Linked DNA regions of Mus musculus: all the other regions are linked to region 3. Evidence: chromatin loops called from intact Hi-C (ENCODE). Cell type or tissue: heart. All regions are shown on one strand. Each heading gives the region's core, and the rest is flanking DNA. Links, peaks and the distances in the headings are about the cores only.

Region 1 (6,199 bases), core at 545-5,544, 84 kb after region 3:
TTCTGGAGGCCTGAAGTCCAAAGTCAGTAACACTGCCTAGAGTAAATGTGTCAGCCGGTCTGGCTCCTCCTGTATGGTTTGTCTTCTAGCTTCTGGAAGCTTTTGTGCTCTATGACTTGTGACCCTTTCTGACTCCCCAGCCACTGTGCTTCCACACAGAGATACAGCCTGACTCTGATCCTGTCTCTGTCTATTTGCTTTATATTTCTAATGTAGCTCAGGCTGCCCTCAAACTCACCTTGTAGAGGAAGAAGATGACCTTGAACTTCTGATCTTCCTGGGTTTTACTTCCTGGTGTTCTGGGTTTACAGTTTTGTGACACACTACCTGGCATTCTGCCTGCCTCTCTTGATTGCTTTTAGAGCCTGCCTAGACAAATCTCTCCATCTCGAAGTCAGCAGTTTGATCCCACCTAGAAATTCCCTTCAGGACATCAAGTGCAACATGTTCTGGGGATGACGAGCTTTGAGTCAGCTCAAAGGGGATCCTACATAGGGATCCCACAGCGTGTAACCACACACTAATAACCCTAGCACTCGGGACGCTGTAAAGCAAAGTATGTATGAGGCCAGCGGAGCTACACACTGAGTTCCAGATCTTGTCTCAAAAGACAAACAGAAAGGTACTCATTCTCTGGTACCACCAAGCATGCCCACCCACCGAAACCCTTCCTATTGGGTTAAAAACAGTAGAAGTGATGTCCAGGGAACATGGCGCACTGGAGAACCAGACAATTGGTTGGCTCTGTGGTTAACACAAGACTGCTCTTACAGAAGACCCAGGTTCAGTTTTCAGCACCCATGTCAGGGAGCTTACAATGACACTCTCCAGCTCCTGGGTGTGTGTGTGTGTGCAACGGATGCTCCTTGCCTCCATACGCATGCGCACACACACTCGCACAAGCACGTGCACATGTATGTGCTCAATACTTTAAGATAGTTCTTCTAAATATTTTTTGACTGTCCTAAATTGTTTATTGGATATGAATTTTACAAATATCATGTGTATTAGCGGTAATGGTGGAGCTGGAGAGTATTGCGCCTTCTCCAGGCTGCACGGTGGGAACCACCAATAGTGTGGTGGAACTTGTGGCCCTTTCCAAGGCCACAGCTCTTTCGGCCAGCAGATGTCAGCCCACGCATCTCTGTGTTTGTGGACTGGTTTGGTGATCCACTGGGTGTCAGGATTTCTTCTGATAGCTTTATGGAACGGATCAATGAGGATAACCTCAAAAAATTTATATGTGGAATATTCACCAACCCAGTAGGAATTCAGGACTCTCAAAGCCCCACAATGACGCCCAGCTCTCCTCAGCAACAGACTGAAGGCTTCGGACAAATTTCAGCTGGTTAACACCATGGTGGACAGGCTTGCCATAAGTTGCACCCTTAGGAACTGGGCGTTTACGACCACCACGGCGGACATGAATCCTGTAAATGACATAGCTTTGCTTAGCCTTGTACCCCAGTCTTTGAGCTTTATCAGGCCGGGTGGGGCGGGGAGCCCTGTGCAACTGGCGGTATTGCCAGCAGCGGACCCTCAGAAGAAAGCGCATCACATAGGACTGCTTCTTTCTCCATAGCTCCAGGATGTATTTGTATGCACCCATCTTGGCTCACCTGATGGCTGCCGCCAGAGGAAAGCATCTTCTAAATATTTTTAAGTGGAAATTTGACAAAAACAGGAAAAATCCCTTAGCCCTCCCTGGGGGCTCTCTCTCTCTCTCTCTCTCTCTCTCTCTCTCTCTCTCTCTCTCTCTACCATGAAGGAAGTATCTCGTTCTCAGGATTCTCCAGGATTTTCCGGTGTCCTTGACTCAGTGCTGAGAAACATAATGTCTTAGTCAGGGTTTTATTGCTGTGACAAAACACCATGACCAAAAAGCAAGTTGGGGAGGAAAGGGTTTATTTGGCTTACACTTCCATACTGCTGTTCATCACCAAAGGAAGTCAGGACAGGAACTCAAGGAGCAAGAATCTGGAGTGGGAATGTGGAGCAGGAGCTGATGCAGAGGCCATGGAGGGATGTTACTGGCTTGCTCAACCTGCTTTCTTATAGAACTCAGGTCCACCAGCCCAGGGGTGACATCACCCACGACGGGCTGGGCCTCCCATATTGGTCACTAATTGAGAAAATACCTTACAGCTAGATCTCATGGAGGCATTTCCTCAAGGGAGGCTCCTTTCTCTGCAATGACTCCAGCTTGTGCCTAAGTGACACACAAAACCATCCAGTACACACAGGGATGTTATTCTGAGGCAGAGAGCTGATGTCACTGATTATACACAAGCCTGCAGCATCTTCCAAACACCTCTGGACCCCAACCTCACCAACCCCACAGATGCTCACTGATGCCAGTTCCCCGGAGGAATGAGGCTTGCCCAAGGTCGCAACCAAGAGAGGACAGAGGCCCAAACTCTGCTCAGCCAAGACTATGGGCAACATGATGTACATCTATAATCCCAACGCTTAGGAGATTGGAGGAGGTACAAGTTCGAGGTCATCCCAGGTTATATGGCAGGTTCCAGCCCAGCCTGGGCTACAGAGAGCTTTCTCAAAAGCAGACCACAGGAGACTTAGAGTGAACATGACAGAGACCAGGCACTGGTCCCTGGGACAGTTCTGACCCCTGTGAAATGTGATTTTTCCTACTTATCTCCAAATGCTTAAATGCTGGAGCTATCAGCCCAGACATCTATTTGGACAATGAAGATCACCTAACCAAACCTGAAATTGGCCACAAGGTGGCAGCACCATGTTCCTTCCATCTCCTGAAGGCTTTGTAGGCTCTCTAGTGCCTCCTGGTGGCTGTGGGAAGCACGCTAAAAGAAGAAAGGTAAGCTTGCTAGGCCTAGTGAGTGTGGCCACTTCAGTCTTTCTCCATTAAAGTCATAGGAAGCCAGTCTGGCTAGCATGGTCCTTGGGGTTTTCATCACCGGCCAGCCAGTGCAGTCTTCTTCCACCTACAGCAACCTCTGGGGAAAACACTCAGGTTTGATTCCCCTGGCTCCACCAGCCCTTCTGCTCTCTGTGGAATGCAGAGGCAGAAGAAAACACGAACATCATGTCTGTGGAGATGAGGAGAGAGGGTATGTCTGATACCTGAGACACAACCTACCTGCTTCCTAAATCAGATGACCTCAAGGGGAAGCCAAGGCGAAACACAACTCAGATGACTTCAAGGGGGAGCCAAGGCGAGACACAACTGATCCAGTGCAGGAGCATGGAGAACACAGGCTACCAGCAGTGGGATTTCCCGGGCTATGGGCTATGGTGTCCTAGTGAGGAGACATCTCACCACAATATGTGTGTGGTGGTTCGTATATTAGCAGGTGTGGCCCTGTTGGAGTAGGTGTGTCACTGTGGGCATGCCCTTTAAGACCCTCATCCTAGCTGCCTGGAAGGCAGTATTCTGCTAGCAGCTTTCAGATGAAGATGAAAGACTTTCATCTCCCAGATGAGTCTCCTCTCAGTTCCTCCTGCTCCACGCCTGCCTGGAGGTTGCCATGTTCCTGCCTTGATGATAATGGACTCAGTGCTGTACCTATAAGCCAGCTCCAATTAAATGTTGTCCTCATGAGAGTTGTCTCCGTCATGGTGTCTGTTCACAGCAGTGAAATCATTACTAAGGCAATGTGTATACCAGCTGCTTCCTTGGGTACAGTGGGATTGAGGGGTGAGTCGGCCTCCTCGAGGTACCAGGGAACAGCAGTTGACAGAGCCTTGAGAGGGGACATGGAGGCTGGGAACAGGGATGCTGCTGTTCAGGCTCTGCTTCCCTACCTGTAGCAGCAGATCACCTGCAACTGCAACCTCACAACCTGTGAATTCTGAGGATACCTCATCTGCATAAGAATGAAATTCAAGTGCTGCTGGACATGACCTTTTAAGGGGAGAGGGAGTTTAACACGGCCATTGGACTACATGACCTCCTCCGGGGGGCAATGGTGGGGGTACAGGCTAAGTGCTGGGACATGCAGGCTTGGGGTTTGGCTATGCTCTACCCCAATCTTGCTCCTCTGCCCCTCCCTACCACCCCATGGCTTTGCAACCCACAGAATGCAAGGATGGAGAGATGAAGGTTTGTTGGCTCACAACCATCTTAACTCCAGTCTTAGGGGATCTGAAGATTTCTTCCAACTCCACAGGCACCAGGCATATACATGGTGCAGACACGTATGCAAGCAAAAACCCGTACACATTAAAAAAACAAAACAAGATTCTACGGACTGTCCCAACCTGGGTCGACCACAGGCTGCCTGAGGGACCCTCAGCAGTATCTCTGGGGCACAGCCCCTAATTGTACAGCAGAGGTTTATATACCTGGCCTTGTTGGGCCTGGTGTCCTAATGTGGACTTGACCTGTACCCATCCCCCAACCTCCTCATCCCACGGTGACATCGTTGGGTGTTTTGTATTTTGAAGCTGGCCTCAAGCTCAATATGAATGAAGGTGATTTAGAACTTCTGATCTTCCTGCCTCCTGCCAGGATCACTAAGTGCGCATTACCACACCCTGCATAAATGACAGCCCGGGTGGAAACCAGGGCTTTATATGTGCTGAGACAGCATGCTACCCACTGAGCTGCGCCTGCAGACCCACTCTGTCTTTGGGAGACAGGGTCTCATGCCGCAACCCCAGACTAAACCCCTACTCCCACCTCAGGTTGTGGGGATTACAAGCGTGTGCTCCCATACCCAATTTCCCCACAACTTTCTCAGAGGCAGGACTATCAATGTACCCATTTGACAGATGGAGGCTTGGACAGGAACATCACTGCCCAGAGCGCCATGGTCAGTGGGGAACATAATCAGACTAACACCAAATCCTGGTGATGTTCAGTGGGCACCAACTCCACGGCAGAGGCACCAGGGCTAATACAGCCTGCCGTGGCAGCGCCAGCAGCACCATTGTCAGACCAGAGGGGGTGGCAGACCTCTCCTTTATTACAAATACAATAGTCCCAGGGGCACCTTCGAAGAGCTGAAACCTGGAGGCATGTGGGCGGGGCTTTGTTAACACACTGCCTTCCCCTCCTCCAGGGCAGGAGCCAGTCTGATCCCTGTCAACAAGGGACTGGGCCCTAGCAGAGTTGAAAAGGAGTCCCTGTTAGGGGACCAGGCCTCTGAACTGGGGTTGAAGGGTAGGCCTTTGAGACCCCAGACCCTTTACCCACAGAACAGCTGTAAGTTTGGGCCTTGTCCTCAGCGTCAAGGGCCCTAGAAATGTCCAGTATCAGAAGCAGAGAACTGGGGGCTAGGTGGACCAGAGACAAAATGACTCTGCCCTCTGTGAGCACAGCCAGGGGCTGGTCCAGGTCTTGTGTCCCTAGCAACTAGTCTTTGCAGCTAGGGTTGACATGATGCACCGAGGGGGCTTCTTCAATGGCCCGCTCCATCCGCAGGTACCAAGGCTGGATGTGTGAGTGTCGCATCAGGTCGTCGAAGGCCTCCAGACCCTCCATCACTCGCAGCACACCATACACTGCCTAGGGAGGGATCAAGGACCAGTCACTGCACTGGGGCCGTGGGGGCACCAAGGCCTCAGATGAGGCATCCACACTGCCTGGCTGCTGCCAGTTGTGTAGGATTTTGAAGAGGAGATATCTCGGCATTTGGTCAGACCAAGGCTAACTTACAAGACTGCTCAGGGATAGGGTCTAACACCAGGCCAGTGAGACTTGCAGGTTAAGGCCTAGAGCCCATGCATGCAGCGACTGAGCTAGGACATTGGACAGGAAGCCTAGGCCATGCCACTCCAACTTAGGCCCCTGGATCCTGCCCAGCCTGAACCTTCCTTCAAGAGCCTTGCAGGTATGAGAACCATGGAAGCTGTTTGCTTTTGCTTTTCCCCTGACAACACACACGCATGCACACACACACACACACACACACACACACACACACACACACACACACACACACACACACACACACACACGGAAAACAGACACAGTTCCTTTGGGGAGCAGGGAGCTGCAAAAGGCGGGCCTTCCCCGGGCTTTCCCTTCCCCACTGTCCCTACCCAAAGGCAGGTCACTCTTTCACCATCAGACGTACCAGGTCAGCAAGGTTAGGCTTCTGACCCCCCATGAATGGCCGGTCTTTACCCACGGCTGTCACCCACTTGTTGGCTGCTTCATAGAGGTCTACCCGTACATCATCCTGCAGGTGGTGCCTGGGTAGAGAGAACGGTTGGG
Region 2 (6,199 bases), core at 493-5,492, 78 kb before region 3:
GTCATGTTTTCAGCTAAGTTATCCTGGCCCAGTGCCTGGAAGCAGAGGATGTGGCAGCTCTCGTCTACTGGAGTGGCCATCCAGTCCCAGACCTTGGCTTGAGTTAGGCAGGGGCTCTTGGTTTGGGGCAGTCTTCCTGACAGTACCAACTGCTTGGTTTGGAGCCCTGGAATTTAGAACTAGACCAAAACAATGCTGACTGGGGAAGGTAGTAGACAAGCACACTAGGGCTCTGTCCATCTTCTGGTGGTCACCTCACCTAGGAACAGAGCTGCCAGAGTCCCTTAAAGTGCCAGGCACCTGCTGGGCAGGATGGAATCTGAGCTGCCGGAACCTTCTCTAGCCATGTTCTGCCTTGCCTTGGCAGCATCTTCTAACATTCATCTGCTGATTAAAACAACGGCTACAGAACCTATAGAAATGATCTGGTCCTGACACCAGGCAGCTCTAAGACCACAGCCCCAACTTTTGCTAGCTGAGGAAGACACAAACTAGGCAAGGACCTTCCCAACCTGGGGAGTCCAGCCATCCCCACCCACAGAAACAATGTCCCATACTCGCCTATCCCCAGCCCTGCTGGGGTGCAGGTGGAATGGGGAACAGAGGCACCTATCTCCCCTTGTTGGGGTGGAAGGAATACAAGAACTGTGAACTCAGGAGGAAAAACACCTTAAGGGGCCAAGGAAACACCAGCCTGCTGGGTTGATACAAAGTGAGTGAAACTTAAGGGGGTGGGAATTTATCCAGGGCTGAGCTGGCAGCCTATACTCTCCTTAAGCAAATTATAGGACAGAAAGTGCTGGGGTTGGGGAGGTACCAAGAGGGTGAGTAGTAGGGGGAAGACTCCCCAGGGAAAGCACACCCCTTGCCCAGGAGGGCTGAGGCTCGTCTGGCAGGAAGCCAGCTCCAGTTCACCCAGTCACAGGCCACCTGGCTGACTCTCTAGCCTGGAACCCAGCCCAGGCCGGCTGACATGAGAGCAGGGGAAAAGGCCTTTGCTTACCCAGCACGGCTGGGCCTCGTCCTTCCTTTCCTGCAGGAAGGCCAGCTGCTCAGGACCCAGCCCTGGGCAGATGGAACCATGATGCTCAGGCCCTTCTAGGCTCCGGTCTTGGGTCTGAGTTTGGGGTTAATTAGAGGGAAGGGGTAGTGCCACGTTCCAGCCGGGCGACTGTACCCTAGGTCTGGTTGCACAGCAGACAGCACCCAGGAGGTCTGGAGAAGGGCAAGGGCCGGTGGCTGTGCTGGGGACAAGCATGTGCAAAGTGCAGGCTGCAGGGCAGCAGGAGGACAGTTAAGGAGGTGGGGTCTCAATCCAGAGTGTGGGGTTTGAGGTCTTAGCTCCCAGGAGAGAGCTGCCTGCAGGTCTCCTCAGGATAGAGAAAAGACAGTGAAGCAGTAAGCAGAGGGTCACAGGTGGCAGGGTTCTGGGGTGGCCCAGCTCGTGAAGGGCAGGGACAATGGAGCAAGTGCCCCGTCAGCCTGGCTGAAGCTGCTGCTCCTGAAGTGGGTCGTGGGGGATGGAGGGATGGGGCAGGCCACAAGCACCCAACATGGAATGGCTGTGTCCTTTGCTGGGCCCAGGTCCTCTCCAGTCAGGGCAGTCCTGGCCAGCTCCATCTTGCCCCATTTTCTAGTGGTTCGGAGGACAATATTCACAGTGGCACCCAGGACCAGTGGTTCCAGGGTGGATGGGAGGAAAATGGAATGACGCTTTGGGGGCCAGTGTGGCTAGAGTAAGAGGAGGCACAGATGCAATGCAGAGCAGATCCTCCAGGAATGCCACGGGCCTGGGTGCCAGAGATGGCAGGACCCTTCTTCAGCCGGACTCCTGGGTCCCTCAGTGGCTCTCAATTACGACTGGCTCGTAGACTCCCGAGGAGACTCTGCAGGGTGGAGAAAGGTGAGCAGTTGAGAAATTGCAGTTGCCGAGCAATCCCCTGGCCAGAGAGCTTCACATGCAGTTACTCTGCCAGTCTTTAACAGTCCGGCAGAAACTGAGGCCCCAGAGGTGTTCAGTCATTTGCTCAGGGTGACAGAAATAGCATCAGAGTTGGTAGTGGTGGTGGTGATGGTGGGGTCCACAGCTGTGCCTGGTCCCCTCTGGACACCTGCTGTGTACCCACCTGGGTGGACCAGTCCTCTCATAGTGACCCTGGCAAGGAGAAACTGTTCCCTGTGTCATCTGACAAATGAAAACAGGTTTGGAGGACTGCTAAGATTCATTAAGAAGGCAGGAGAAAGGGAAGGGGCCACATCTATTCTCCTCCAGGTTAGTTTCCCTCCTCCAATCTTGGCTTCTCATTTTGCAAATGGCCTAAGGAGGTTCCTGTGGTTTCTTGCTCTTCCACCCTAGGCAGCCCAGGACTGATGGGAGAGGGTGGTTGTAATTTCTAGTCTCAGCCAACAGGGGTCAGCAGAGCAGCACAAGACATACTCCAAAGTTTTTGTGCTCTGGATGCAGAAGTTCCAAAGACATGTTCCTAGCTCCCAGGAACACAAGGAAACGCCCCAGGACGCCCCTGCACACTGGACACTACTCTCACTCACTGCCTCAAAGGCCTGGGGAACCATAAATACTGCAGATCACTTTGTACAAAGGCCTATGGGAAGGCATAGTTAGCAAAGGACTCTGAAGGTGGTGGGGCCCAAGGTCACTGGTAACAAGAATGTTTGAAGCTGGGGATCCCATGGTTGTCTCACCTCCCTGTCCCCGCCCCTACCTGTTGCCCAGCTGAATGCCGCTCAGTGTGGTGGAGCCATCACGGCTCACGAACAGCCGAAGGTTACTGTCTGTGGGGACAAAAGGGAGGATGAGGCTAAGAGGGACAGACAGGGACAGCCTCTGGAGGCCACCCTTACCCCAGCTGGCTTGGAGTGAGCAGCTCACCCTCAGTGTTGCTGCCATCAGTGAAGTCCTGGCTCTGCATTATCTTCTCCACAATGTCGTCTGCATCAATTCGAGTGTCATCTACCCAGGTTGGGTGGCTCTCCACAGAGTCTTTCTTTCGCCTTGGGGGAGAGGGACAGAATTATGACGGCACAGTGACAAGTTCAGCAGCAAGACAAGTATGCTCCCAGCACCTACAACTCTAAAGCATTTTATGCACACCCCATTATGCACTTCACTTTAGCCACCCTTTCACCTCATTCATCTCAGGGGAGGGTGCTGACAAGCAACAGACTAGGACTAAGGGGCTAAGGAGCCTCCCTGAAGCCAAACTACCTGTGTGCTCAGACAAGGTGTGTCGTGTCTATACACATTACACACAGACCCACCCCCGGCAGCACTTTTACACTCAGCCCTTGGTTACAGCATAATCATTTGGCACGCTGAGATGGAGACTCTACTCTGTCTAACCCTGTGTGGGCAGATGCAAAGAGCTGGAGGGAGCACTGCAGGGAGCACTGAAGGGAGCACTGAAGGGAGCACTGGAATAACTGTTTACCAGGCAGCCCCAAACAATGAGACTCACCGAAAAGAGCGATCTGATAGATGCAAGGGGCGTGGGGGGCGTGGGGGCTTCTCAGGAGGCCGAGGTGGCTTCTCAGAGGGCCGATGCTCCCTCTCCATGCCCTCAGGACCCTCTACAGCCATACTGAGGCCACCAGAGGCGCTGCTGCTGGTGGATGTATTTCTGCGGTGTGTCAAGTCAGACAGGCTGGAGGAGCGAGAGTGCTCTGTACTGTAGCCTGGGGGGTGGACAATATTGGGGAGGTGATCACAGGGGCCCAGGGCTGTGGGAGGTCCCAGGGTTAGGTCCCGACCACTCACCAGATAGCTTGGACTGCTGGCTGGCATAGCTGGAGTTGCGGGAGTGGCCAGAGTGGAACACCTCCTCAGGACTGGACAGGCTCTGGTCTGGCTCCTCTGGTAGTCCTGGGGAGAGGCGCAAAGCTCCATTAAGGTGCTACCTCACTTGTAACCTCAACAAGCCTTCCATGGGGCACTGTGACTCCATTCTGCAGACTGAAGACCAAGGGCTAGAGAAGCAGCAATCTGCTATAAGCCACATGCTACTCTCGGTACCCAGGTAACCCATTCCACAGCTGTTGGGAATACATCTGTCACAGACCTTTAGCCAGTTATCTACAATCATGGTGAGTGGTGTGACGCTAAAGCAGCACACGTGCAAGGCCTGGTCAGTCTGTGGATCAGGGAAGGCTCTTCCCAGACCACCTAATGCCGTGTTAGGACACCAAGGAGGGGAGACGCAGGCAGCAGGCACAGGGTCTTCCATGTGGGATGGCATACTAAAGGCCTTAAAACTGACAAGAGCTTGGGTTCAGGGACAAATCTGGGAAAAGGGTAGGTCTGGGTGGAGGATGCTCCAGGTCATTTCAAAGCAAACTTCCCTTGTGCTCCCCAGCTGTAAACACAAGAGAACTAGGTGGGCCTAGGCATGGACCTAGAATGCATACATCCGAGTCCTGCCAACCAACACAGAAGGGGAGGACCGGACTCACCCTTTCCTCCTCCACTGGAGATGAGCGTGTATAAACAACCAGGCTACTGGATGAAATCTGGTCTGCCCGGATTCCAACCAAAGCCATGTAGGGTTTTGTTTGGTCTTTTGAGATAGGGTCTCACTCGGCAAATGACCTAAAACTCATGATAAAGACCAAGCTGCCTCTAACTCAGAGATCCACCTGCCTCTGACGTCTGGGATGAAAGATGTGCACCACCATGCCCATTTTTTATTTTAAGATAGGGTCCTCTGTAGTCCAGGCCAGCTTTGAATTTACTATGTAGATTGAACTTCAGATCCTCTTGCCTCTACCTTCCCACTCTGGGATGATACACATGGGCTAAGCCAGCTCAGGTTCTCAACATGTTTTGTGCATGTGGCAGGCAGGGGAACCAGCTGCTAAGACACATGGGTCTTCAAGTACTACTCTGCCCAGAACAGAACTGTTTACTCAAGGGCAACTCCTGTGCTGAGATAACCTTGTCTCCTCTGCTCACCAGCCTCCATAAGACAGAGAGCACAATGGTGCCGGGAAGCCCCTCTGCCTATACACAGCAAGTCAAGGCAGGTAGCAACAGCAGCTTTCTGCACTGGACCTCCCCTGGATGCTGGGTCTGCAAGAAAGCTGGGCGTAGGGAAAAGCCAAGCCCTGGTAGTTAGGTCTACCCTAGGTCTCAGGTCTGGAGGGCCAGCTCCAGACATGTGCTATCTGCTCACTATTCACCTTGGGGCTTCTCCACCTCCCAGTACTGAGTAGCTCTAGGAGGGTATGTGGGGTTGAAGCTATCATGGTATTCACTCACGATCAATGGCAGAACCAGCAGAAGCACGCTGCCCCTTCTACCACCCTATCACCCTCTTTTTGAAACAAGGTCTCACTGATAGCCCTGGCTGGCCTGGAACTCACAGATCCTTTTGTCTCTGTCTTGTGAGTGAAGACATCTTGCCTACCATGCCTGCACCTACCTCTTGATAAGCATTTTCCTGGGACAGAATGTTCAGGGGAGAAGGTGGTCATAGGCAGGGGAGAGATAAGCAGATGAAGATGGTACCTGAGCCCAGGATGGTGGGCCGGGTCTTGGGGGGCCGGGATCCAGTTAGGGAATTGGTGCTGCTGCTGCCACCGCTGCTGGTCCCACCACCTTTACACGTCAGCTGCAGGGAGGAGTCCTGGCCCGGGATGGAGATGGATTTGGCGGTAGACGGTGGCCTTAGGAGGACAGAGGGGTATGTGACTGGGGTGCTCCAATTTCAGAATCAAGCGGAGCCAGGGGTACCCCAGAACCTGAAGAAAGAAAGACTATCTCATAGCCCCCGTTCCCACTTATAGCCAGGATGACACTCACGTCTTGAAACAGGGGTCCCCAGAGAGCAGGAACATGCCAATGGTGACCTAAGGGTAGAAGGTAGACATCATTACCAGCTGCTAACACCAACTCAGGGCAGCCTCTGAGCTCTGGTCCCAACTCTGTCCCTTCCCATGTCACCTGCTGTGGTGGTCTGTGTATGCTTGGCCTAGGAAATGGCGCTATTAGGAGGTATGGCCTTGTTGGAGTAGGTGTGTCACTATGGGCATAGGCTTAAGACCCTCATCCTAGCTGCCTGGAAGGCAAGTCTTCTACTAACAGCCTTCAGATGAAGATACAGAACTCTCAGCTCCTCCTGTGCCATGCCTGCCTAGATGCTACCCTGCTCCCCACTCGATGATAATGAACTGAACCTCTGAATCT
Region 3 (6,199 bases), core at 653-5,652:
TATATTAATATATATTAGTTATATATATATATTAGTTATATATATGTTAGCATATACACGTGGGTGTATGAATATGTGTGTTTGTGTGTGTATATGTGTGTGTGTATATATATATGTGTGTGTGCGTATATATGTGTGTGTGTGTGTGTGTGTGTGTGTGTGTGTATCACTGTGTAGCTCTAGCTGTCATGGAACTCACTATGCTGACCAAGCTGGCTTTGAACTCACAGAGATCCTATATGTGGTGTATGTCTATTCACCACATGAGTGCCTGGTGCCTATAGAGGCTGGAAGAAGCTGTCAGATCCCCTGGAACTGGATTCACCAACAGTTGTCACTGCCATTTAGGTGCTGGGAATGTGTGTGTGTGTTATATAATATATTATAATAATTACATTATAATAATATATATTGTTGTCTTAGAATTTTATTGCTGTGAAGAAACACCATGGCCAAAGCAACTCTTATAAAGGCAAACATTTCATTGGGGCTGGCTTACAGGTTCAGAGGTTCAGCCCATTATCATCAAGGTGGGAGCATGGCAGCATCCAGTCAGGCATGGTGCTGGAAGAGCCAAGAATTCTACATCTTGATCAGAAGGCAGCAGAAGGAGACTCTCTTCCACACTGGGTGGAGCTTGAGCATAGGATCTCAAAGCCCACCCCCACAATGATGAACTTCCTCCAACAAGGCCACACCCACTCCAACAAGGCCACTCCTCCTAATAGTGCCACTTCCCATAGGCCAAGCATATTTAAACCACCACAATTATATAATCTATGTATAATTATTTATATACATGTGTATATAAATGTACATATATAAATAATTATATATAATCACATATTATATATTTATATTAGATAAGATCTTGTAGTTCTGGTGGGCTTAGAAGGGCTATGTAGGCCATGCTGACTTTCTCCTGTTTTCATCTCCCAAGAGCCCTTGCTGATGTTCATTCCACAGGGTGTGTCCTAGTGGAACACTATTCAGCAATAAACAAGAACAGACTAGCTGGGCAGGGTGCCACCTCTGCAACTCCAGCACTTCTGAGACTAGGGAAGAGGACAGTCATGGGTTCAAGACCAGCTTAGGTTCCTGAATGAGATTCTGTCTCAGAGATGGCTCAGTGACTAGAAGCACTGGTGGCTCTTCAACAGGCATGTGCCTGACTTTGGCCCTTGAAGAACAAGCAGTTTTTGGTTTTAGATTATTTTATGTGCATGAGTGTTTTGCCTGTGTGATCCTGCACACCTGTAGTGGCTATTCCTGGTTGTCAACTTGACTATATTTGGAATGAACTACAATCCAGAATTGGAAGGCTTACCAGTGACCCTAATCTGGAGGCTGGGAGATAGAAGTGTCTGATCTAGATCTTGGTATGGAGATCTTGAGGCATAGTAGCTATGGATTCCAGAAGATTAAGACAGGGAGATCTCTGAGTTCAAGGTCATCTGGGATTAAAAGTGTGGTGCCACCACACCTTTACTCTAGGCTACACCTTCTGCTGGAGACCATGTAAGGACATTGGAAGAAGGGAGTATCATTCACCTGCTTGCCGTGTGGGACTGAGCAACTGCTAGATCCTTGGACTTCCATTCACAGCTACTACTGAACCATTGTTGGGAGTTGGACTGCAGAGTGTAAGTCATCAATAAATTCCCTTACTATATAAAGACTATAAGTTCTGTGACTCTAGAGAACCCTGATTAATACAATACTACATGCGTGTCTGACTGCCAAAGAGGTCAAAACAGATTCCCTGGAACTGAACCATCTACAGGTGCTTGTGAGCTGACGTGGGGGCTGGAAATCAAACCTGGTCCTCTCCAAGAGCAACAAGTGCTCTTAACCGCTCAAGACCCATTTTGCCAATCTGTCAAACTAAGCTGTTTTGCTGAGCTGAAGCATTAGTTGCATCTTTGAGATCTGAATCTTTCGTCAGAGATAGATTTAACAAGTATTTTTCTGCTGATTTACCTATTCTGTTTAAAGCCATTGATAAATGGCTTTAAACGCCCCCCCCCATTTTATTGGTTTATTTTTTCTATTTCCTCTCCAATAAATCAATGATTTTCATTTTTTACGTTGGTGTGTGTGTGTGTGTGTGTGTGTGTGTGTGTGTGTGTAAGCATTCTACAGGTTGGCTTTCAGGAGTTGGTTCACCATCCATCTTCTTCCACCATGTAGACCCTGGGGCTCAGAGTGTCAGACTTTGTGTCAAGCGCCTTTCCCAGTGAGCCGCCTCCAGCCTCAGCAAGCGCTTCTTCGGGAGAGAACCCTGCCTGCTCTGTGGATCCCCTGTGAGAAGGCAGTGAGCTTTTTTTTCTTGCTCTGACCGCACACCGTGCTTCACTTTGGAAGGTCATTTAATCTTTTGGAGCCTCAGTTTCCCCTTCGAGGGGGTAAGGAGAACATTACCACCCAGGGGAGGGAGGGGTGAGTGGCAAGATCGGACAGGAACATGGTCGTCAGGGGCGCAGATGCTTCCTGGGCTGAGCAGGTCTAGAACCTTTGGAGTCTCTAAGCACTCTGAGCACTGTAGGGGAAACTGAGGCCTAGAATCTGGTCTAGGATGGGTGGGGACCCTGACTTCTTTTCCTGAGCTCTCTTTGCACCTAGGACAGCCCCCTGGGCTAGCCACCAGAGCTCTCCCTCCAGCTGGAGCTGAGCTTGAGGCTTGGTACGGTTTCTCTACCGCCACCTACAGGACAGAGAGGTTCACAGCCGACAGTTTCTGCTAGTCCCGGTCCTGGCAAATTAGTCACAATGCCTCCTGCAGGCCCAGGCTGGAGCCAGACTGGGTTACTTGAAAAATGTATCATTCATTTCATTGCCTAAAAAAAGAAAAATGCCTCCTGTTAAAATATAACAGCACTGTCGGGCATGGTGGAACACTCCTTTAAACTCAGCACTCGGGGCAGGTGGCAGAAGGGGTGGGGGTGTTAAAAGGCAGGTAGAGCTCTGAGTTCAAGGCCAGCTTGGTCAATAAAGTGAGTTCCAGGACAACCAGGCCACAGAGAAACCCCGTTTCAAAAAATCCAAACCAACCAACCACCACCACCAGCAAATATATGCATATAATATATATACATTATATATACACACAATATATATATATTATATGCAGGTAAATATAACATACATGTAGTGTACACACATATATCTCAGCTCCTTTCCTTATCATTTGGACATTTATTTTGAGCTAGGCTTGGTGAGCACATACCTGTAACTCAGCACCTGGGAGATATAGGCAGAATGATCAGGAGTTCAAGGCCAGGTTCAGCAGACTGGGCTACGTGGAACACCGTGAAGGGTGGGGTCTAAGAGATGGCCTGTGCTGCCCTTGCTGAGGACCTGGGTTCAGTTCCCAGACTGCTCAGGGGTGAAGGACTTACATTCAAGCCTGGGAAACTGAACCTGATCCCAGGAAGTCACTGGTGCAAGGAGGTGACTTCCACACACGTGCAGTGTGACACATGTGTGGTGGCACACACTCTGTGCCATCACGCAGACATACACAGTGAATAGTAAATCTAAAAGACACACACACACACATATATATAAATTTCCAAAGACTTTTAAATTTTTATTTATTTATTTATTTATTTATTTATTTATTTGTGGTTTTTTTCGAGACAGGGTTTCTCTGTGTAGCCCTGGCTGTCCTGGAACTCACTCTGTAGACCAGGCTGGCCTTGAACTCAGAAATCCGCCTGCTTCTGCCTCCCGAGTGCTGGGATTAAAGGCGTGCGCCATGCCGGGCGACTTTTGTTTATTTTTGTTGTTATTTACTTATGAGGCAGGGACTCACTATGTAGCCCTGGCTGTCTTGGAACTTTACTAAGTAGATCAGGCTGACTTTGAACTCATAGAGATCTGGGATCTGCCTGCTTCTGCATCCCAATTGCAGGGATTAAAGGCTTGTGCCACTATACCCAGCAATGTTTATTTTCTTTTTATGTCTTTTGGTGTTTTGAGTGCATGTATGAAAGTACCCCAAGATCACGCAGTACTTAAGAAGGCCAGAAGAGGGCGCCAGATGCTTTAGGAAGCGGAACTTACAACAGTCTTTAGCTGTCATGAGAATGCTGGAATCATGATTGTACATACATGATTATGTATCATGCAAGAGCAGCCAGTGCTCTCAACCACCAAGAAATCTCTTCAGCTCCACACATTTTTTTTTAAAGATTTATTATGTTTTAAGTTCCTGTGTGTGGGTGTTTGGGCCAGCCTGTCTGTGCATCATCTACATGCAGTACCCTCAGAGGCCAGAAGAGGGCGGAGGCTCATCAGGAACTGGATGGAGTTCCAGGTAGTTGTGAGCCACTGCACGTGGGTGCTAGGAAATGAACCAGTCCTCTGCAAGAACAAAAGAGTTCTTAATCACTGGGCTATCTCTCCAGCCGCAATACAGTCCTCTGTATGGGCAGGTGACCCTGTACATGAACACACATATGAGTACAGGGGTCTGTGGAGGCTGGAGGTTATTAGCAGGTGTCCTCCTCAACCTCTGCCTACCTTATTTTTTTGAGAGGGTTTCCTTCTGAATCTAGAGCTTGTCAAATCAGCTAGACTGGCAGGCACTTAGCGCAGGAATCCTAGCCAGTGGTAGGATTATGGGCACATGAACCACCTGGGAATAGAGCTTGGGTCCTCATGCTTGCGCAGTAAACACTTTGCCAGCTGAGCCGCATCTCCATCCCCTCCGACTCTCCTCAGAAAGCAGCAATACTGCAGCGAGAGCCCAGTACTTAGCTCATCTAGCCGGGGTCATTTCACCAGAGTCCCAGTTCTAAATCCCATCAACACATGGTTGGGTAGGTGGGTGACATGCTGTCATCACCGGGGTGTCCCTAGATAAGACTGCAATGCCTACTGGTCAGTAAAGGATGCAGAGATGTCAGTAAATCACTCTGGACAGGGCTTCAGGGAACAGCATCTGCTGTATTACACACCAGCAAGCACTCATATCGCGGAAGCTATCGTCTGTGACTGGTTAGCACATTACCTCAGACTGGACAGTGAGCGCCCATACCACCAGGATCTCGGTGCGAGAGAAGCACATAAAAAGAGATGTGGAGAGGGCAGCCTCAGCAGGCCAGCTCCCAACTGTCAGGCTACTTCAGAATCCTCTGTTCTGACTTCTGGGCATACTCATGAGCATGGTACACCGTGCTTCTTATTTAGAAGTGCCATGTGCCGGGCAGGCTGGCTGCCAGGTCAGGCCCACACTTTCTCCTACAGATAAGTCTCCGGTGCTAGTACTTACCCAGACAACTACTTTGATAACACAGGAGCTGTGAGGAGCCAACTGGGGAGAGAGACAATGTGAGAGGCAGAGGCCAGAAAAGAAAGCATCCTGCGGCTGGAGGTAGAAAGTTAGGGCTTCATGCCGTGACAAGCGGCCAGTGTGGCTGGCATGGGATGGATGAGAAGACAGGAGCTAGAGATGGATGCTAGAATGGGGTTGATCTGTTGGAATCAGCCTCCAAAATACAGTGAAGGAGGGGCACTGCTGAGTTTCAGACTGAGAAAAACATTGCAATATAAGAATTAGCTCAGGGGCTGGAGAGAGGGCTCAGCGGTTAAGAGCGCCGACTAATCTTCCATAGGTCATGAGTTCAAATCCCAGCAGCCACATGATGACTCACAACCATCCGTAATGAGCCATCTGAAACCCTCTTCTGGTGTGTCTGAAGACAGCTACAGTGTACTCACATATAATAATAAATAAATCTTTGGGCAGGAGTGAGTGGAGACAGAGCAACTACATGATGTCTCACAACCATCTGTCTGTCACAACTGTCTGTCCAGCTACAGTGTACTCCCATACAGAAAATAAATCAATTAGTTCATGCTCCTGTAATCCTAGCACTCAGAAGATCAAGGCAAGAAGATCAGGAGCTCCAGGCTAGTCTGGGCTACACAGTGAAGCCTTGTTTCACTCAATCCACCAATAAGACTTCAAGGCACAGAAAGTAGTCTGGTAGACATGGGATTCAGGTCTGCTTGGCTCCTACCTCTGAGCTCTCGGCCCCTCTGGCTGAGAAGCAGAGTGAACCAATCTACTTTCAAATCTGATCACCTCAGGAAGTGGGGACCTAAGAAGGGGGAAGGAGCTTCCCCTAAGCGGTACAGGGGGTCAGGGTCTATTTCAGAGATGAGGTCTCCAGGGTCCCAGGCTCCACACCCA
Region 4 (6,199 bases), core at 851-5,850, 64 kb after region 3:
AGTCTCAGGACAGCAGTTGCTTCAGTCACTAGGCACCTAGAGATCAACTCATTCTGGTAGAGTCCGTTTCTGTGCTGAAGACAGAGTTCTGGATTATACGATGGTGTTAAGTCAGGCCTACCTTGTGAAGATCTCTGCTTTGCTTTCTTTTCTTTCAGGGAATAAGGTTTGGACACAGCGGCAAAGACTGCTTGTGTAGCCCAGGCTGCCCTCCAACTCTGTCTTCTGGGGATATAGATTCAGATAAGTGCCACTGTGCCTGGCCTCTACTGAGTACAACCTAAGCACTCAACCACAGTGGCAAAGGAAAGAGTGTCCAGAGTTACTAAACTAATGGTGGTTCATGTCTATAATTTCAGCACTTGGAAGGCCAAGGTAGAAGATTCTGAGTGCAAGGCCAGCCCAGGCTACCTAGAGAAACTATCTCAAAATTAAAAAAAACAAAATCAACAACAAAAAAAACCCTTATTGGAAATGTGGGTGTGGCTCAGTTGTAGAGCACTTGCCTGACATTCAGGGTCCTGGGTTCAGGCCCCATCACCATAGAAAATGAAACAAAGCTAAAGCTGAAATAGAATTGAGGTATCATTGTGAAATGACATGCTGATAATAATCACTTTCAGGGCATTTCAGAGAACATTCCTTTATATATAATTTTTTTTAATGTATGTGAGGTCACTATTGCTGTCTTCAAACACACCAGAAGAGGGCATCTAATCTCATTACAGACAGTTGTGAGCCACGATGTGGTTGTTGGGAATTGAACTCAGGACCTCTGGAAGGGCAGTCAGTGTTCTTAACCACTGAGCCATCTCTCCAGCCCTGTTTCTTTGTTTTTCAAGACAGAGTTTCTCTGTGTATCCTTGGCTGTCCTGGAACTCACTCTGTAAATCAGGCTGGCCATGAATTCACAGAGATCTGCCTGTTTCTACCTCCTGAGTGCTGGGATTAAAGGTGTGTACCACCATTGACACCACCACCACCACCGCCAACTAGAAATTCCTTTTTAATTATTTTTATTTTATATGTGTGAGTGTTTGGCCTGTATGTATGTCCACGCACCATGTGCATGCCTGATGCTCTTGGAGACCACAGAGTGTTAGATTCCCTGGAACTGGATTTACAGATGTTTGTGAATCATGTGAGTGCTGGGAATTGAACCCAGGTCCTCAGGAAGAACAGCAAGTGCTGCTAATCTCTGAGCCATTTCTCCAGCCCATTTAAATTTTTGTGTGTCTGCGTGTGTGTGCTCTGCTCCAAGGTTGGAGGACAACAGGTAGGTACCTGCTCTCTCCACCATGTGTCCCAGGAATTGAACTAAGTGGTCAGGCTTGATGACAAGTAGCTTTACCTGCTGATGAGCCAACTCACCAGCCTTCACCCAGAAACTTCTTGCAAAGCCCCTTCTGTGAGTCAGGCAAGAGGTGGGTGAAGGCCAGGGCATACACTAAAGCCTCTGTCTTTAGGACTCCAGCAGTAGACTTCACATGTGTGCTAGAATAGCTCCAAAGCAGAACCTTCTGGATTGGACAATTTCATTGGTGGCTGAATCTGAGCAAGAATCTGCCTGGATAAAGCCTTCAGGGCACTCCAAGGCCTGCATTTACAAACTCAAGTCTCAGAGAACCTAAAGTGCCCTGTTTGTTAGATTCTGTTTCAGTGTTATACATATACAATGATTCAGCATATCTCTCTCTCTCTCTCTTTTTTTTTTTGGGGGGGGGGGTTTCAAGACAGGGTTTCTCTGTATAGCCCTGACTGTCCTGGAACTCGCTTTGTAGACCAGGCTGGCCTCGAACTCAGAAATCTGCCTGCCTCTGCCTCCAGAGGGCTGGGATTAAAGGCATGTGCCACCACCACTCTGAAAATCCTTTCACTTTTGCTGATCCCCAAATGGTAGCTTTCCATTTTAATGCATCCGAGGAGTAAGAAGGCTTAGTCTATATTAGGAAGAGATGGATGGAGGATACATTGTAGAAGGAATGGGGGTGGAACCAATCCGTCCTGTCACAGTGACGTGATCTCGCCCTCAGCAACTCATCTCTAGGGCCGGGAGGAATTTGCAGGCAGGCATGGAAAGACTCCTCCTCAGCAATGATGTATCTGGGGCTGGGAGCTCAGCAGAGAGAGCATGTGCTTCTTTGCAGAAGACCTGAGTTTGCAGCACCCACACCCTGCTTCTCACAACCACCTGTAAATGTAGTTCTAGGGAATCTGGTGCCTCTGGCCTCTGAGGACACTGCATGCACAAGCCTGTGTACAACAGCCCACAACACACACACACACACACACACACACACACACACACAGAGTTACAAATTTTAAAGTAAAATAAAAAATCAGATCCTTCCAGCACTCTTTAAAGTGTGGATCTCTCGCTGGGTTGGCGGTAGACAACTGTGGTAATGGGATTGGCGACAACCACATAACAAGCATTTTCAGTGAGCGTAGGCGAGGGGTCCAGTTTTATTTCATTCTCTCTTCCAGCTGGTGAGTAAGTCTTGTTCTAGTCATTTTATTAGTTTCTGAGATAGTCTTACACTGTAGCCCAGGCTAGCTTTGAACTCTCAACAGTCCTCCTGTTTGGCCTTCTGAGGGCTAGGATTACCAGCCTGGGTCTCCATGCCCAACAACTGGTCAGATTTATGTTATTGTGAAACAGTTTAAGGGAGGAAGGGTTTGTCTTGGCTCCATCATGATGGCCAGGAGTCAGAGAGAAGGGAGCAAGCCTACAGCAGCTGGCTTTCTGCTCTACCGGCTTATTCCTTCTGGAGTCCCATTCTGCTCTCAGGGTAAATCCCCGAACTTGGTTAATCTTCTCTGGAATTACATGGACACACCCAGAGGTGTACTTTACTAATCTCTCAGGCACTTCCCAATTAGTCCAGATAAACTCAGAGCCTTCTGTGTGACAAACAGGTACTTCCCAATTAGTCCAGATAAACTCAGAGCATTCTACCCCCGAGCCTCCATCCCACCCTGTTTTAGACAGGTTTAATATGTCGTTTAGGAGGGCCTCAAAACTGGAGATCCTCCTTTATGCTAGCTAGGACTGTAGTTGTGAGCCGATAAGCCTGGTTCATTTAATTGGAGTTCACTTTAAAAGGCTTCATTCAGGGTGGTAAAGCAGAATTCTCAGGGCTACCATCAGACCAAGGTTTCAAGTGTTTTCAGTGGGCTTTGACAAGTATAAGTCTCAGCCTTGGCTAACCCCAGTGATTGATGGAAGCGATTCCCAGGCACTGAATACTTGTGGATTCTTGGGTCTGTGTTCCAGGACAGCTGAGGACTTGGCATTCAGATGTCTCTCTCAGTAGTCTGGGTCAATTTTCAACATCTCTGATGCAGTCTCTATTTTCACTGTTTTCAATTGGGAATGATTTACTAAGAAGAGAAAGCTGCTATATTGTGTGACGCATTTGAGGACCTTGTATGAAAACAGACACTTGACTGTTTATTTGGAGGGGTTGACTGCCGGGGTAAAGGTTTGTTTGGGCATGGGACTGCAACCCTAGGCAGTGCCTGCTGCCTGGGCTCCAAGAGTTAACTCTGCAAGCAGTGACGTCAGTCCTGATCTTTGCTCTTCTGCTCTTGAGCAACCTGATACTGCCGGCTACTGAGGACTGTGCTTATTGGCTGCTGGCTGCACTTACAGTGGGCGGATTTTTTTTTTTCAATTAAGTAAAAGGGCAGGACTTAAGCAGCCAGTGACAGCAGGGGCCGGTATATCTGGTGCTAGTTTCCTGGGAATACCGGCATTTCCCACTCTTGACTTCTGCTAGTACTTGCTCCTGGCGGTGGCTGAGCAACCGGTCTCACCAGCATGCTCTGCCTGTGCCTGTATGTGCCCATCGCCGGGGCGGCTCAGACTGAGTTCCAGTACTTTGAGTCCAAGGGGCTTCCTGCCGAGCTGAAATCCATCTTCAAACTCAGTGTCTTTATCCCCTCTCAAGAGTTCTCCACATACCGCCAATGGAAGCAGGTCTGTATGCTGAGTGGGTGCCATGAGAGGCAGGCAGGGACTGGTTTTGAGTGGAGAGATGAATGGTACCTAGGCATGACTTCCTGGCCTAGAGAAAAGAATGTCTGAAATGTAGGTGTTTCCCCAGCCCTTTGTGGCTGTAGCCAGCAGTTGTACGTCACTGTCATGGGAATGGCTGGGTTTTGTGTAATTTCCTGGGCTGGGAGGGAAGGCACTTGTGGGAGATGGAATCTCTAGATAGGAGATTGGTACAGATGCAGGCCCCTAAAATGTACAGGATGTCATAGAGTCCTGGACTGTCTCACTGCTGTGGGACGTTTGTTCTTGTGACTCCAGGGCAGAGTGTAGAGGCACTCTGGGAAAGAGAGGCTAGGGCGGTCTTCACTCTTAGACTTTCAAGTGCTTAGGTACCCCAGGAAACAGGATGCCAACGGTGAGCCTGGCCCTTTTCTGATGAGAAACTGAACCTGGCTTTGGGGTTTACTTTGATGCACTAAATTTCATGCTGTCCCCAGTGCTGGTGTGTGGTTTTGTGCATCTCAGAATGGAGACACATAGAATGGAGTTGGAGTGGCTGTAAAGGGGGAAAAAGCAAGTCTTCTTTCCCCCTCCCTGCTTTTTAAAACAATGTCTCTATGTATCTCTGGCTGGCCTGGTACTCAAAGAGATCTACCTTTCTCTGACTCCCTAGTGTTGGAATTAAAGCCATGTGCCACCACAGTTGGCATTTCTTCAGACAAGGTCTTGGTGTGTAGACCAGGATGACCTCAAACTCTCAGATGTCCTCCTGCCTCAGCCTCTCTAGTGCTGGGATTATAGTGTGCATCACCATCCCCACAGATACAGGACTAACTGTTAGAGAATATTTTTAAATAGGGTACAGTATGCACAGTTGTGGGTGGTCTGTGTCATGTGGCATTACCCCAGAATAGAGTACTTTGATGGTAGATAGCCTAGGGACAAAAGATAAGAGTTCTGTGTGCCTCCTTCCTGAATGGCATATAGACTTTTCCCTTCTACTTGACATCTGGGGTGGTGACCCTTGGCTAAGAGCACAGATGTTGGCAAGAAGTTAATCCCAGTTAGCAGATAAGATGTGTTCAATCTATCCCACATGCCAACCTCAACCCTTCACATGGTTGGCTCCTTGAGATAAATGTCTACTCTCCCCGCAAAAAACCAGTGGCTAAGTAAGAGGGGAAACATGATGACCACATTTGGACTGCAAGCTAGCCCGTGGTCCATCAGTTTCTAAACCCTAGCTTAAAACTCTTTGACCTAGCGTGTTAACTTGAACAGTGAATGGATTTGTCCATGAGAAAACCAAGAAACATTTTCCTTAGGAGATTCTCTGTTTTGGATTTAAAGTGCTCTCCCCAATAAATTAGATAGACAGACAGACGGACAGACCTCAGTAAAGCTTTTGCATACCCCATTCCCCACTGAGTGGAGAAGCTCCAGCTGCTTTGCATGCAGCTGGTGTTACAGCTGCCAGGCAGAGCTCACCTAAGACGGGCGCTGCTGCAGATCAGGGTCTCTTAAAGCCTTGCGTCACTAAACTAGTAAAGCTAACCTGGCTGGCGTTCAGTGCCTGGTTGGGAATCTGGGCTTGGTTAGAGCTGGTATCCCTGAGACCAAGGACCAGAATGGCAGTACCGTCACGCATGAGCTCAAGAATAGTTGCCCTTGGCTCCTCCTGTCTGTCTCACACCCTCCAGAGTGTTCCCTGGCAATGTTTCTGCCAAGTAGGCATTGTCTGAACCTTTACCCTCATCACCAAATTCTTAGTGGGTTAATGCCACACAGGGGATGGAGCAAGTAGCAGGGTTCCTAAGGGACTCTAGATTCCAAGGCTATCCCCAGCTCTCAGCCAGGAGTGCGTCTGTAGGAGAGCCAAGCCGCTGGCTGTGTAACAAGCTGGTCTGGGGAATGTTGGAAAGAGCAAGCACCTGGCTGCCCTGCTGGCCTCTCAAAGCTTTCTCCTAGGAGTATCTCCTCACCAGAGCAAGGTGGGCCTTGCTTGGCTTCTGGATAGCCTATGGGTATATGGGGAGATTGACATGATGCCTAGGATTCCCATGGGCTGATAGAGCCTTAGAGATAGGACATCTTGGGTCATTGTGGAGAACAGTTATTTCCTGTTGTGATAAGAGGCTAGTGAGCAACATCTCAAGTCCTTATTTTGGTTCTCTAGAAAATTGTGCAAGCAGGTGACAA
Region 5 (6,199 bases), core at 684-5,683, 140 kb after region 3:
GGACTCTCTCTGTAGAAGCCCTCTTTCAGCCTTGACAAAACTATTTCTCGAATAGGGGGTCAAAGGGTATGTCAGGTGCGTTTGCTTATCAATTGACACCTGTGTGCAATATCCTCTGCCCACAGCATCACCCTCTTCCACACCCCAACTTCAGTGTGCCCAGCAATATCTAGAGAACTTGGTCCCTGTTACACTCAAGTTGTGACACACAATGTCCTGGGTGAGGCCCGGATTTCTGACCAACTTCCCACCATGTCCCAGTGGCTCCAGGATTAAGTATCACAGGGCAGCTAGCACAATCTCATTTTGTAAAGATAAAAGGTAGGCTACAGAATGAACTCTCAGCTCTAACACTGACCCAAAGATGGGAAGATAGCCCTGAGGCTTTCAAATACTTCTGGAGAGTGTGGTTTTTTTTTTTTTGGAGACAGGGTTTCTCTGTATAGCTCTGGCTGTCCTGGAACTCACTTTGAAGACCAGGCTGGCTTTGAACTCAGAAATCCACTTGCCTCTGCCTCCCGAGTGCTGGGATTAAAGGTGTGCACCACCACGCTCAGTGAGAGTGTTCTTTCTTTCTTTCTCTCTTTCTTTCTTTCTTTCTTTCTTTCTTTCTTTCTTTCTTTCTTTCTTTCTTTTTTTTTTTTTTATTTTTTTTTTTAGATTTATTTATTTATTATATGTAAGTACACTGTAGCTGTCTTCAGACACTCCAGAAGAGGGCGCCAGATCTCATTACGGATGGTTGTGAGCCACCATGTGGTTGCTGGGATTTGAACTCCGGACCTTCGGAAGAGCAGTCGGGTGCTCTTACCCACTGAGCCATCTCACCAGCCCCCTTTCTTTCTTTTTTTAATTATATGTAAGTACACTGTAGCTGACTTCAGACACTCCAGAAGAGAGAGTCAGATCTCCTTACGGATGGTTGTGAGCCACCATGTGGTTGCTGGGATTTGAACTCATGACCTTTGGAAGAGCAGTCAGTGCTCTTAACCACTGAGCCATCTCACCAGCCCGAGAGTGTGGTTTTAACAGTAAGTTTTACCACTGTGTTTAAGGGGTGAAATCATAATACTTAGCTGGCAGGAGAGACGTCATGATCTAGAAAGTGGTTTTCCCAAGGTGTGCTGACCCTGTGAGGTCCCCAAATGTGGGGAAACTCAACTGCACTATTTGTAGCAGTGGAGCACTAGAGTCACACTTTCCCCTCAGAAGGATAAAGAAGAATAACAAAAGCTCAGTTGCAATGGTCCAGACAGACATCTTCAAACTGTATGCCCAGCCTAACTTGATGGTGCTGGTCACCTTGGCTCACATCCCTGTCCTCTCTAGGCTGGCTGAGAATAGCGGCTCTGGATGAGGGGTATTGGGGCTGGTGTTTCAGCTCCTGGATTTCTGATGTGGTTGGCATGGTTGTTAATGAGGGTCAATGCACACCAGGTCTGGGCTGGGCCTCACACAGACATTCTATTTTGTCATTGTGCCAACTCTACAGATTAGATAGCTATGACCCAGAAATGACCCAGAGGTAAGGTCTGGGTGGTTCTCCCCTAACTGGAAATCCCTTCTCACTGGGCTCATGGTCCACACACTTCTAGTCTCTGTTCCAGCATTATTATCCTGTATGAGTTAACAACACAAGCCCTGCCCCAGCCCTGCTCTCCACTCATCACCCCCGGAAAGAGTCATATTTATTGGCATATGACCCCTCCCTTTTCCACTTGACTTTGAGCCACTTGTAGGTGGCTTGTCACTGCCTTGTCTCTGGGGTCTAGCGGGAGCTAGCCTGCTCAGCAACCACACATTCAGTGGGTGAAAAAAATGGATAGTCTCTAATGCCTAGGGCACTTCCCTAGTCTCAGAACATAGAAGTGACCCGATAACCCTCTCTTTCTTGGCTTCTTTGTCAGGAGTCCTAACTAGGTCCTTCTTGATGCAAAAGTGAGTAGCCGAACCTAGATCCAACTATCTGTCTGTGTGAAAAGGACAGGCAAGTATGGCTGCAAGAACCCCTGGTTTGAATAGCACTATTTGCCACTCTGGGCCTGGCGCTCATCCTCTTGGAGCCTTAGAGTTCAAGACAAGAACTTTTGCCTCTCCTCGGCAGCACTTCCTAGGTATTGGGGCCTTTGCACTTCCTGTCCACTCCATCAGGGTGTCGGGCCCCTTCTTATCAGTTAGGTTCCCTTTCAAAGGTAATTTCTTTGGAAAACCTTTGCCCCCTTCTGGCTAATGTGACTTTCCAAGCCCTGTTGGTTTTCTCTGTTTCTTCTAGTACAAACGCTCTTCTGTGTCCCGTCTATCCCACCACCTGTAAGATCTCTGAGTGTAAAGTCCCTAGCTGTTCTGCCGAGTTTTGTGTCTGTAAACTTAGGAAGGGGTCTAGCTTATCATGGGCTCCTGGTAATTTGTTGAATCAATGGTTTTTCTTTCTTCCTCCTAGAACCAGAAACACTGAGGCCCCAGGATAGGAAGGAATATGCTGCAGATTTTTGATTAGTGTCAGAACCTAGACTAGAAAGGCTAAGTGGACTAGGGTTGACTTTGGTCAGCTGACTGCAGCAGCCTGTGGGTGCCAGATCTTCCCTCTAAGGCCTCAGTTTCTCCACTGGGAATAACTGCTGAAATGAAGTAATCATGACCACCACATACTAGCCCATTTCTAGAGTTAGCACCCCTAGCCATCACCAAAAGTATTATCTTCGGTGCAGCATCCGTATCCCAGAAACACAGGTAAGTCTCCCGAAAGCCGCAGAAGAAGAAAACGACAACACCCATGGCGCCCCGCGTTGCGTCTGCGCATAGTGACCAGTCCGCGAATCCCCGCGCGCCATCTAGCGGCGGCCTGGAGAAGCGCTCCGCTCGGATCCCCGAGGGGCGGGGGACCCGCGGCGCACGCAGTCGGGATATTCGGCTGCAGCCGCGAAGCCGGGGGCCAAGAGCCAGAGCAGGAGCGGCGGCCGGATCGCAGCCCGCCGGGCCCGCCGCAACCATGGGCAACCGCGGCATGGAAGACCTCATCCCGCTGGTTAACCGGTTACAGGACGCCTTCTCCGCCATCGGCCAGAACGCGGACCTCGACCTGCCGCAGATCGCCGTGGTAGGCGGCCAGAGCGCCGGCAAGAGCTCGGTGCTGGAGAATTTCGTGGGCAGGTAGGAGCGGCGCGGACACCCGCATCACGGTGCCCCGGGTCCCCACCCCGGGATCCGACGGTCTGGGCGCTGCTCTAGCGGACCGAGCGCCCCCGCCCCCCGCTTGAGTCCTGGGGTCCGCAGCGCCCCCGCCAGCCCGCGGATATCAGTGGAGTCCCCCCACTCACGCCCCCTCGTTCACCCCATCGTCTGTAGAGCGACCTCGGCAGAGAGCTGTCCTTGATCGCCAATACCCTCACCGAGGGGGCCCACATTACTCAGCGCCTCACTGGGAGCTGAGAGCACCCAGAGGGCAATATCCCCTTCCTGGGCTCCTTGGAACCCGCTCTGACCCCATGGGAATTCCTGGTCGTGACAGGGGACAGCCCCCTCCCCCAGTCCCTAGAAAAGGACACAGCCCCATAGGCATCGGAGACCAGGCACAACCCCCCCACCCCGCACACGCACAGGCGCGCGCGCGCGCGCGCGCACACACACACACACACACACACACACACACACACACACACACACACACACACCTCTGCGGCTCCCGCCGCCATCCGTGCGCAGAGAGGCAGAGGGGGAGGCGCGGGCTGCGGTGCGAGGAAAGGAAGGGGGGGGATGGCAGCGGGAGGAGAAGCGGCCTGTGAGCCTCTACGGAGCAGCCTGCCTTCGCTGCACCCCTTGGGAAGGGGCTGCTTGTCAGCGTCCTCCTCCCCTGGCCTGGCAGAAGGGTTGTGATGGAGAGAAAAGGCGGCAGAGGGCAGAGATGACTAAGTCCAGGAGGCAGGATGGCGAGGAGGGGGGTGGTGAGCCATTGCAGAACCTAATCCTCCTCTGGCCTCTGATCCCACAAGGCTCTGGGAAGGCCAGGTGGCAGAGTGGAGGAGAGCCTTAGAGACAAAGGGTCTTGGACTTAGAGGGGGCAAGCAGGGTCGTGACCCCCCTCCGCACCACCTCCCTAGGCTCCTTTGGAGCTAGGGAAGACAGAAGTGGCATTTCTGGTTCTTAGAAAGAGCAGCTCATTCTAAGCTCAGGTGCACTCTGGGAAGGGGACTGCCAGGACCAGAGAGGATGCACCAGTGCTAACCTTGACCCCTCACCCGCTAGGTGCAAGCTCTCATCTTTCTAGAAAGTCTTGCTTTCTTGCAATGACCTTCATGGCTAAGGAAATGACAGGCGTGAGGGAGAGGGAGGCGGCGGCGGCCCCTCCTTCCAGAGAGGAACAAGCATTCTGTGGGGTGACAGCTGGGTCTAAGCCAGGTGCTGCTGGAAAACCTTGGGCAAGTCACTTGCCTTTACCAAACCTCAGTGTAGTATGGACAGACTGGAGGGTTGATGCCACCACTTACACGTCCTGGGAAGCCACTGTGAACCCACCCCGGGGTGGGGGTGGGGTGGCGGGAGGAAGGGGGCCTGAGTGAGAACCATGTAGTGGTGAGATGTAGACGTGCCACAGTGGAAGTAGCTCTGTCTGTCTTGTCAGCAGAGAGGAGCAGCTGTCTCTGGATCATGTGACCCCAGAGCTGCAGATACAGGCAAGAAACCATATAGATGAGCCCCTTCCCGGGGGTCCAGCAGTCAGGGCTGTTGGGGATGGAGGAATGTCCAGCGCCCTGAAGACAGGGCCGTGGAGGGGTGTCGTGCACTTTACAGTGTGCATACCACAGCCCCATCTCCCATGCTCTGAGCATTTGCTGTTCTAAGCCAGACTGTGTGCTCTAGTTAGGGGGTGCAAACTGGAGCCCTTCCCTGCTTTGCTGTAGCCCCTGTGATGCAAACACAGTGGTGTCCACCCTATAGACGGGCAACTGAAATTAGATGCTTTTCTCAAGGTCACATATTCCCAAAGAGTGACACCTGTCAGACTCCATCTTGATCCTGCATTGGTCATGGGGACTGATTGGAGTGTAGACATCTGATTTCCCATTTGTAGAATGGGGACCCCTGGAAGCTTACCCGGACCTCCTAAACCAGTACAAAAGCCATTTGCTAAATCCATGGAAGAGAGACGCTTTGAGAGTCTAGAGACTGGGAACCTGTCCATGACGTTTTGCCCAGTGCAGTACCCAGCCCAGACCACAGCAGGTGATAGCCACAACTGTTGACCTGTCGAGAGGCCGCTGCTCCAGCCAGGAGGGCGTGGAAGATGCCCAGATGCAGGTCTGGGACGGAGGAGGAGCAAGCGGGCAGGCTTGTTAGCCCTTAAAAGCTAGTGAAGAAGCCACAAAATGAGCAGCAGCAGTACTGAGGCTAGGGGTGGGGTCAGGCTCCAGCCAGCCCCACCCGTGACCGACCTCACAGATTCCCTACCTCTCTGCCTAGCTCTGGGTCCCCAGACTCGTGAACATGGTAACAACAGCTCTTTCTCCTGGGCCTTTCAGAGCGCCAAACCCCCACGGAGAGGAAGTGGGAAACTCCCTAGAGGAAACAAGCCAATTCAGGCCAGGCAGGCTCCCAGGCATCCAGGAGGACCTCGTGTCAGCTCTGCAATGGAGGTGACCCAGCAGCTGTCCGGGACCCTGCTAGGTCTTGTCTGAGTCTCTGCTGTTCCTTTCCCTTCCCTTTACAGAGGCCAGCTCACTCAGTCATTTAGCTGTCATTCTTGGAAGGTCCACAGCGGTCACACTAGAGAGTCTTTGGTGAAGCTGTGCATTCTAGAGAGAGAAACCGAGACACCTGTAAGCTGCACTCTGTCTCCCAGGAGTTGGGCTGCCTTTCACACGGAGGGCTCAGAAGGTCTTAGAGGAAGGTTGCACCCAGGAAAACCAAGCAGGGCCAAGCTATGTGAGAAGCTGGGAGAAAATAATCCCAGGCCAGTGAACAGCAGTTCAAAGGGCCTGGGGCAGGAAAGGGTCAGTTTGAGATACAAACAGGCACCACAAGGTTTAGGCAGGAACGGTGGGACAGGTGTAGACAGGACCTCCATCTGTGAGCCCTCAGGCCATGGCGAGGGATTTGGTTTGTTTTCAAGATCCTTGGAGTGGTAGGGTGACCTGAGATGCTTCTGACAAATGGGAGACAGGAAGGAGGCAAGAGCCACGTCTAAGGACACCCCTCCAGGGAT

The links. Peaks named below come from ENCODE experiments on the same cell type or tissue, not always from the same donor. Only the 100,000 strongest peaks of a DNase experiment are listed, where the experiment ranks them.
Region 1: it touches region 3 in a loop (7-fold over the local background); 37 of 42 quality-filtered maps call a loop at or near these places.
Region 2: it touches region 3 in a loop (10-fold over the local background); 37 of 42 quality-filtered maps call a loop at or near these places.
Region 4: it touches region 3 in a loop (2.8-fold over the local background); 5 of 42 quality-filtered maps call a loop at or near these places.
Region 5: it touches region 3 in a loop (5-fold over the local background); 5 of 42 quality-filtered maps call a loop at or near these places.

The regions. Positions count from the first base shown.
Region 1 is chr2:32,401,465-32,407,663 of GRCm38, reverse strand. It overlaps Ptges2 (prostaglandin E synthase 2), which reads right to left. Exons shown (of 7, transcript NM_133783.2): 6 at 6,060-6,177; 7 at 4,924-5,488. The coding sequence ends at 5,336. It also overlaps the pseudogene Gm13413. Among named protein-coding and RNA genes, the nearest start is that of Ptges2, 8.7 kb to the right of the region's middle. In heart, for the core only: a CTCF peak has its summit at 2,776 (motif pointing right); DNase peaks (open chromatin) are centred at 2,753 and 3,034.
Region 2 is chr2:32,563,082-32,569,280 of GRCm38, reverse strand. Fam102a (family with sequence similarity 102, member A) reads right to left here. Exons shown (of 11, transcript NM_153560.4): 5 at 5,816-5,862; 6 at 5,522-5,679; 7 at 3,776-3,880; 8 at 3,477-3,693; 9 at 2,891-3,012; 10 at 2,724-2,793; 11 at 1-1,886. The coding sequence ends at 1,841. Among named protein-coding and RNA genes, the nearest start is that of Dpm2, 4.7 kb to the left of the region's middle. In heart, for the core only: a CTCF peak has its summit at 2,396 (motif pointing right); DNase peaks (open chromatin) are centred at 940, 2,130, 2,428, 2,698 and 1 weaker place; H3K27ac peaks cover 480 bases.
Region 3 is chr2:32,485,383-32,491,581 of GRCm38, reverse strand. No RefSeq gene overlaps it. Among named protein-coding and RNA genes, the nearest start is that of Slc25a25, 37 kb to the right of the region's middle. In heart, for the core only: CTCF peaks have their summits at 2,727 (motif pointing left) and 4,171; DNase peaks (open chromatin) are centred at 2,711 and 4,301; H3K27ac peaks cover 1,448 bases.
Region 4 is chr2:32,421,577-32,427,775 of GRCm38, reverse strand. It overlaps Slc25a25 (solute carrier family 25 (mitochondrial carrier, phosphate carrier), member 25), which reads left to right. Exons shown (of 10, transcript NM_001164357.1): 2 at 6,177-6,199. Among named protein-coding and RNA genes, the nearest start is that of Naif1, 26 kb to the left of the region's middle. In heart, for the core only: a CTCF peak has its summit at 3,762; DNase peaks (open chromatin) are centred at 3,253, 3,655, 4,065 and 5,739; H3K4me3 peaks cover 1,782 bases; H3K27ac peaks cover 2,977 bases.
Region 5 is chr2:32,350,000-32,356,198 of GRCm38, reverse strand. Dnm1 (dynamin 1) reads left to right here and starts at 2,870. Exons shown (of 23, transcript NM_001301737.1): 1 at 2,870-3,150. The coding sequence starts at 2,990. It overlaps Gm39787 (a long non-coding RNA gene), which reads right to left and starts at 440. Exons shown (of 2, transcript XR_866125.1): 1 at 1-440. It also overlaps the pseudogene Gm52590. In heart, for the core only: no CTCF peak of the experiment used is centred there; DNase peaks (open chromatin) are centred at 2,848, 3,348, 3,758, 5,545 and 4 weaker places; H3K4me3 peaks cover 2,205 bases; H3K27ac peaks cover 2,209 bases; H3K27me3 peaks cover 2,212 bases.